Regions from separate parts of the Homo sapiens genome. Here all the other regions are linked to region 3. A link is a loop called in an ENCODE intact Hi-C map of the cell type or tissue named here. Cell type or tissue: PC-3. All regions are shown on one strand. Region 1 overlaps RAB3GAP1 (RAB3 GTPase activating protein catalytic subunit 1). Region 2 overlaps RAB3GAP1 (RAB3 GTPase activating protein catalytic subunit 1). Region 3 overlaps MAP3K19 (mitogen-activated protein kinase kinase kinase 19).

Region 1 (2,500 bases), 160 kb after region 3:
TGCTATTTGGCTAATTCAGTTTTGTCTGCAGTAGGAAAAGCCACCACTCTCTTAAGAAAAATTGTAATAGGATATTAAGACTCTTTTGTGGTAATCATATATTATTTGAAACAAGCATTGTCTAGAGACAGAAATAATTATCATAGCATTTGACCTCTCCCGTATTTCTGAGTCTCTACCAGGTGTTTCCATTCTTCCCACTTTTAGAAACAGTCTCCCAGAGCCTCCTTTTCTAGGGATTCCTTGGTTTGCTCTTGGAGATGTGGTGTCTGGAATTTCTTGTGGAGGAGCTGTTAACTGTGTTGCTCACCCTGCCCCAAAACTTTGTTTTCAGCTGTTACTATTCCTTGACCACAGGGTGCAGGTGCTGAAACCATTTCTGCTTACTGTTCCTAGTTGTTTATTTTAAACAAGATTTGTGATAGCAAAGGTGCACATCCTATGTGCCTTGCGATTATGTTTTGAAAGATTGACCAGATGGCTTTTCTCAGATGAAGCAAATGATTGGGGCATTCTCTTTATGAGACTCGGCACCATTACCAATGGAGCTTAGATCAGTGTGAGGCCCTGTTCATTTTTTGCCCATGTTATTTGGAAGGACAATATTGTTTTAATGTGTGATAAAGTGTTCACAAATTAGCTTGTTCAGTGGCTTAAATTTGTCATCATTTAAAAATTTTCATTAGCCTTTCCATAATAAATGGCATTATTGATGCTAAATAATTAATATTGTATGGCAAGGCATTTGCTGTCTTTTAACAAGTTTGTGTTTGAATTTTATGTCTTTTGTTAGGTGAAGTTTTCTCCCACACTGCTTTGCTCTTGAAAATGTCTTCCTTTTAAATGAGAAGAATAAGCTCTAATCAAGGGACTCGTTTCTAAAATAGTAGAGTATGAATTAGTGAGCAGGTGGTGCAGGTTTGGTGGCTTTGTGCCTTCAACTCTGTTAGTTCCACCATACGTTATCTGTGACATACTTGGAAGTTCAGTGTTTCCAGCATCTAATGGCACAGTTTACAATTGCGACTTTGCCCAACACAAGTATTTTAAGCATATGTGCACGTGTGCGTGCACACACAGACACATACCCCTTAAAAAAAACAAAAACAAATATGGATCATTGCTTTTATTGGATAAATATAACTTGGTTTATATTATACAATTTTTTTTTCATCTTTTATTAACTGTAGCATTTTCTAAGCTTCTAGTCTGAAAAAAATAGACTGAATATTTTTTCTTACACTTTGACAGAGATAGGCTTTAAACATTTTTTATGAGCACAGGTGAAAAAGCAGGAAGATTGTCAGTTAAGTCGATAATAATTCCAAATGTCAATCTTATCTTGCTGTAAAATTTCACTCCAACCTTGTTGGGTTTAGCCAGTATCAGCTTGAGGATTTGTCCACAAAACTCCTGTGGGAGGATGGACGCCCAGTGGCCTGGACAGCTCACTTTCCACCCTTTCATTGCCTGTCTCTGTCTCCTAGGTTTGTGAGTTGCCTGCTGGAGCAGCCTGAAGTGTTAGTCACCGGTGCAGGAAGAGGACATGCTGGCAGGATCATTCACAAGCTGTTTGTGAATGCCCAGAGGGTATGTGAGAGTCATTATTGACTCCATCATAATCTCTCCAAACCTCTACTTGGGAAGAGGCTGTTTTAGTTCCCACACGTGGCTGATCACACTCATGTCACCTGAGTGTAAGTCTGGGCATTGGGTTTGAACACTGAAGAAACAATGACTTCTGAGTCTTCGAAATCCATTTGATTTCTTACATGTTGAATTAAAATGATAAGTATATTCTAGGACCTAAATTTTAAAAATTAGAAGAGTCCAAAATCCATTGTTATAGAAGCTGGCAGGGAGTCAGTTAGCAATGGCCAGTGCTGTGCTGTGGGAAAAAATGTTTACTCACAGGTACTTTCAAATGAGAATGGAGTTCAGTTTTACCATCTTTAAACCCCATGTAGGGCAAAGTGGAGTCACAACTCAGCTTGAATTATAAATATAATTGTTCTTGTAATGGTGAGGAGATCTACCTTTGAGGTTTCCTAGAAAAGAAGAGGAAAACTTCAGATTTTTAGGGCTGTGGAAACAGATTTCAGCACAGAAAGAAAGCCCAGTTTGAAAAATTATCATAACCATTACCTCTAGTAGTGAAAGTAAAGATTTTAAAATTATATTGTATCTTGGTTACTGGCTAAGGGCTCTGGCATCCTACAGATAATTCTCAGTTCAGGGCTCATTAATATTAGGGATTCTGATAAAGGCGTTATGTGCACTAATTACACGCTTCCCCTTATATGGCACTGTGATTACACTAGAATGACCCAGTTTTGAGAGTGTAATTTTCAGAAACAAATAAGAAAAAGAATTTCTATGTGTCTACACGTGGAATAACAACTGGATAATCCCTGTAGAGTTGGTCTGGAGTACAACTAGTTAATATATTCAAATTCATAGCCAAATACACTGATAGGAATTCTTAGCAAGAGCTAAAATC
Region 2 (2,500 bases), 120 kb after region 3:
CTGGGCACAGGCTCATGCCTGTAATCCTAGCGCTCTGGGAGGCTGCGGTGGGCAGCCCCTGAGGTCAGGAGTTCGAGAACAGCCTGACCAACGTGGCGAAACCCCATCTCTACTAAAGAATGTCAAAATTAACTGGGTGTGGTTGCGCACACCTGTAATCCCAGCTACTCAAGAGGTTAAGGCACAAGAATCACTTGAACCCGGCAGGCAGAGGTTGCAGTGAGCTAAGATCACGCCATTGCACTCCAACCTGGGCAACAGAGCAAGACTCCGTCTCAAAAAAAGAAAGAAAGACCTACACTTGCTTTATTTATTTTATAATTTTACATGAAAACTTTCTGAGATTTGATATTCATCTATAACTCAGCAAACTGTGTCCTTTGCCAAATCTGGCCATTAGCCTATTTTTGTATGGCCAGTGAAGTCAGGATGGTGTTTACATTTTTAAAGGTTATGAAAGAAAAAAAATAAAATAGAGACTGTGCATGGTTCACAAAACCTAAAATATTTACTCTCTGGCTCTTTATAGAAAATGTTTGCCAACTCCTGATTTATAACATTTTTCAAACTTGAGATATAATTTACCTGCCATAAAATTCACTATTTAAAAGTGTACAATTCAATGGTATTTTAATATTTACAGAGCTGTGCAACCATCATAATCATCTAATTCCAGAACATTTTCATAACCTTAAAAAGAAATTCTTCACCTCTTAGCCATCATTTCCCCTTAGTCTTCTCAGCCCTCCGGCTCTAGGCAAACACTGATATACTTTCTGTCTCTTTGGATTTACCTATTCTGGACATTTCTTATAAATGGAATCATATAACATGTGGCTTTCTTTGTGTCTGACTTATTTTAATTAGCATGTTTTCAAGGTTTGTCCATGTTGTAGCATGAATCAGTACAGTAGTACCCCCTTATCCACAGCTGGTATGTTGCAAGATCCCCAGTGGATGACTGAAAACATGGATAGTACCACACACTAAATATTTTTCCTGTGCATACAGATAAGTAGTAAAATTTAATTTATAAATTTGGCACAGTAAGATTTCCAGGTGATGTAATACAAAATAAATAAATAAATGTAAATGAGGCATAGTAAGAGATTGACAATAATAACTAATAATAACATAGAACAGCTATAACAATATACCTTAATGAAAGTTATGTGAATGTGATCTGTCTCTCTCAATATATCTCATTGTACTATGCACACTCTTCTTGTGATCACTCTGATCACCAAGACAGTTACTAAGTGACTAACAGGGCAGGTAGCATAGACAGTGTAGGTACACTAGACAAAGGGATGATTCACCTAATGGGGTGGGATGGCACAAGATTTCATCATGCTACTCAGAACAACATGCAACTTTAAATTTATGGATTTTTTTTCTGGAATTTTTCACTTAATATTTTCAGACTGCAGTTGATTTAGGGTAACTGAAGCTGCAGAAAGTGAAGCTGTGGATAAGGAGGAACTAATGTACTTCTGTGCTTTTTATGGCTGTAAATATACCATTGTATGGATATGCCACATTTTGTTTATCCATTCATTAGTTGGTGGGTTATTTATGCTTTTTGGCTATTATGTATAATGAGATGAATGTTTGCAAAACATTAACTTCATAAGGATGTGCTACCATTTGCTAAATAAGTTGTTTCCAGTATGTTGTATTATAAATAATGCCACTGTAACATACTTTTATTTCCTTGGTATAGTTTTCTAGAAGTATTAAATATAATTGCTGAGTCAGTATTAAAGCTTTTGGGTATATTTTATGTTTTTTAGTGAACTCCATTTAGCTACTACATGGCCTCATCTGACCGAAGGGATCATTGTGGATAATGATGTTTATTCGTAAGTATGTTAAGAGTAGTAGTACACTGAGATTAAAAAACTTCAGTAGAATAACTCTCAAATTGCTAGTAATTTTTATATGCATTTTTTATTATTTTGTTTTGATTTTAGTGTTCCCTTTTGTGTTTTATTGTCTAAGGACTTTGATTTCTTATGATGTTATTTTTTAAAAACTTATCCAAATGGCTCCATGTATCTGGATAAGAGTAAGTTTAAGGGAGGCTAAATGGATTGCTTGTCCTTCTATGTTTTCATTAGACTGCATTTTAATAAGTTCATGAATCTTGCAGATTGTCATAATTAGGATTTTATATTTATTGGTTTGCATTTTAGTGATTTGGATCCTATTCAAGCTCCACATTGGTCTGTTAGAGTTCGAAAAGCTGAGAATCCTCAGTGTTTGCTAGGTAAGGTATATTATGCTCCTTTCCTGAAATACTGCTGATCTGCCTAACTTCCAAATCGGAGACACTGCATACATTCTTTATACTTTGTCACCTCTTCAGTTAACACCATGTAGGAAAAAAATCATTGCCAATAGCAGTGAATCCTTTTTTGAATAGTGCCAGCAAATTCTCCATTATTTTCTCATTATCTCAGCTTTATGTTTCTGATGCTTTTATTTACTTTTTTTTATT
Region 3 (2,500 bases):
AGAGCTCACTCACTTGTGCTCTGCCTCTGTGTGCACAGAGGAAAGACCACGTGGGGACAGACCAGCCATCTGCAACCAGGAAGAGAGCCCTCACCAGAAACCCATCCCTGCTAGAATCTTGATCTTGGACTTCCCATTCTTAAGAACTGTGAGAAAATAAATGTCTGCTATTTAAGCCCCCCAGTCTATGGTATTTTGTTTTGGCAGCATGAGTGGACTAAGAAAGTTCCTCTCCTCTGGTTTTTCAATGGTATATGAACTTCCTAATATCTTTCAAAATTCCCTTCCTTTTTAACCCAACCAAGAGTAGGTTCTTGTATACCTGCAACTACAAATCCTGATGAATTTATACTGAATTAAAATATTTTTAAGCCCATTAGTTTTAGGGAATAGGCTCTCTTGTTCACTCATGAAAACAGTAAATTTGTAGGCTCAATTTCTAGTCTATAAGATTTGTGTCTGTTATGTTCTGAGAAAATAGTGTTTGTTTGTTTGTTTGTTTGTTTGTTTTGAGACGGAGCCTCACTCTGTCACCCAGGTTGGAGTGCAATGGTACAATCTCAGCTCACTGCAACCTCCGCCTCCCGGGTTCAAACGATTCTTCTGCCTCAGCCTCCCGAGTAGCTGGGATTACAGGTGCGCACCACCACACCCGGCTAATTTTGTATTTTTAGTAGAGACGGGGTTTCACCATGTTGTCCAGGCTGGTCTTGAACTCCTGACCTCAGGTGATCCGCCCACCTTGGCCTCCCAAAGTGCTGGGATTACAGGCGTGAGCCACAGTGCCCGGTCCATTTAAAGAGATTTAAACCGATATTTAAAATGAATATAATGGACAATAATATCTAAAACACTTTTATTTCAGAATTTCTGATTAGAAAGAGTAGCTAGCTCAACTGAAGTCTCTATCAACTGTGAGATGCAATTTTATCAGGAAGAGAATTGCTTCTTCCAAATGTGTAACTCAAGTTGTTAAAAGCTTAAAACTGAAATAACTTAGTGGAGATGCCTCATAAGTATTATGGCTCCCATATGAAAACTGAAAATATTGCAAATCAAGTTTAAAAGAATGACTAACATCCCAAATGGTGAGTTATCTCCATATGGAGCAGAATAAATGAAATATTTAACCTCCTGGAAGGTGCTTGGGACACCATTAGGCTTCTAAGAGCTTGGCTTTGAAGTCTATGAAAGTCGAAGGAGGACTGCAAGGACCGTTCTGAAGGGTTTCGGGGTTTATTTTCTTTCTGTTAGCTCTTTCAGGCTTAATGGTTTTCATAATTTTAATGGTTACTAAATTACTCTCGGCCCTCAGCCTGGGGAGGGAAGATTCCCAGTGGGCGTGAGAAAGGCAGGCGGCTGCCCAGGAGAGGGCAGCATCGCACCACCTCCCGGAGGAGACGCTACTCGGGAGAGCTGCAGCCTTCTGAGAGGTGCGAAGGGATGAGAAACACGGGCATCAAAGAGGGCGGCTTCCCTGGAGTGCTAGAAATAGAAGCCAGAAGATTGCCCGGGAGAAATTGCAGCAGTTCAAATAAACATTTACTTTAAGAAGGTTATGGATGAATAGATGACAGACAAATGGGATAGCCGTGGCAACTATGCTCTGAGGCGAGAATCTGCAAATACCTTGTGGTCTGTTAAGTGCAAGGGCACTTACGGTGTGACAGGATAACATGTTTGAAATGGGTGGTGTTCTGGAAGATTCCAGACTTATGGCCTTGTAAATAAAAGACCGAGACTTGGGGACTTTCAGGTCTCGTACACTCCCCCACCTTCCCCTCAGGGACAACGGCTCATGGAGACACGTGTGGTTCCGGAAGGGAACCGATCACTGAAGCCGCTGGAAGATTCTGAGAGGAAGAAATTGGGGAAAGGATGTTATCAGACAAAAAGAAATGGACAGGGAATGGGTCGGCTGAGCTGGAGTGAGGTGGAATAAAAGAGCCAGAGAGCATTTGCCTATTCTGGCCAGTCAAGCTGCCTAGACCCACTGATTCAGATATGGACCAAAAGGTAGTATTGTGAGTGGTTTTTCTTCTCCTTTGGGCTTTTTCTGTGTTTTCAAACTTATTTATTATAATTTTTTTAACTTTTATTGCAAGAGTTAAGCTCAGGGGTACAAGTGCAGGTTTGTTCCATAGGTAAACATGTATCATGGGGTTTGTTGTACAAATTATTTTATCACCCAGGTATTAAGCCTAGTACCCATTAATTATTTTTCCTGATCCTCTCCCTCCTCCACTCCCTCTACCCTCTGATAGGCTCCAGTGTATGTTGTTCAAACTTCTACAATAAGCCCTTCTGAAATTGGAGAGAAGCCCATATGATAATGTTATCTTTGTAAACACATCAAGGAGTAAAGCCCAGTACCTTCTGTCCTGGGTTGCCAGTCCTGTCTACCACCACTGGGATCTTCTTCTTCATTAACCAGTGTGGAATGACTGCAGTCACCATCTTGGTCGAACTCCTGCAATATCATAAAATTCAAAACTCAGTT

What was found. Hi-C counts contacts between places; a loop is a spot of excess contacts. Peaks named below come from ENCODE experiments on the same cell type or tissue, not always from the same donor. Only the 100,000 strongest peaks of a DNase experiment are listed, where the experiment ranks them.
Region 1: it touches region 3 in a loop (5-fold over the local background); 18 of 110 quality-filtered maps call a loop at or near these places.
Region 2: a loop joins it to region 3, with 5 times the contacts of the local background. A loop is called at or near these places in 8 of 110 quality-filtered maps.

Annotation. Positions count from the first base shown.
Region 1 is chr2:135,163,107-135,165,606 of GRCh38, forward strand. RAB3GAP1 (RAB3 GTPase activating protein catalytic subunit 1) reads left to right here. Exons shown (of 24, transcript NM_012233.3): 23 at 1,488-1,590. Among named protein-coding and RNA genes, the nearest start is that of SNORA40B, 28 kb to the left of the region's middle. In PC-3, no CTCF peak of the experiment used is centred here; a DNase peak (open chromatin) is centred at 1,555; H3K4me3 peaks cover 351 bases; H3K27ac peaks cover 2,429 bases.
Region 2 is chr2:135,124,388-135,126,887 of GRCh38, forward strand. RAB3GAP1 (RAB3 GTPase activating protein catalytic subunit 1) reads left to right here. Exons shown (of 24, transcript NM_012233.3): 10 at 1,794-1,862; 11 at 2,196-2,269. Among named protein-coding and RNA genes, the nearest start is that of SNORA40B, 11 kb to the right of the region's middle. In PC-3, no CTCF peak of the experiment used is centred here; a DNase peak (open chromatin) is centred at 1,284.
Region 3 is chr2:135,003,062-135,005,561 of GRCh38, forward strand. MAP3K19 (mitogen-activated protein kinase kinase kinase 19) reads right to left here. Exons shown (of 13, transcript NM_025052.5): 6 at 2,374-2,470. Among named protein-coding and RNA genes, the nearest start is that of MAP3K19, 43 kb to the right of the region's middle. In PC-3, CTCF peaks have their summits at 1,357 (motif pointing right) and 1,556; a DNase peak (open chromatin) is centred at 1,390.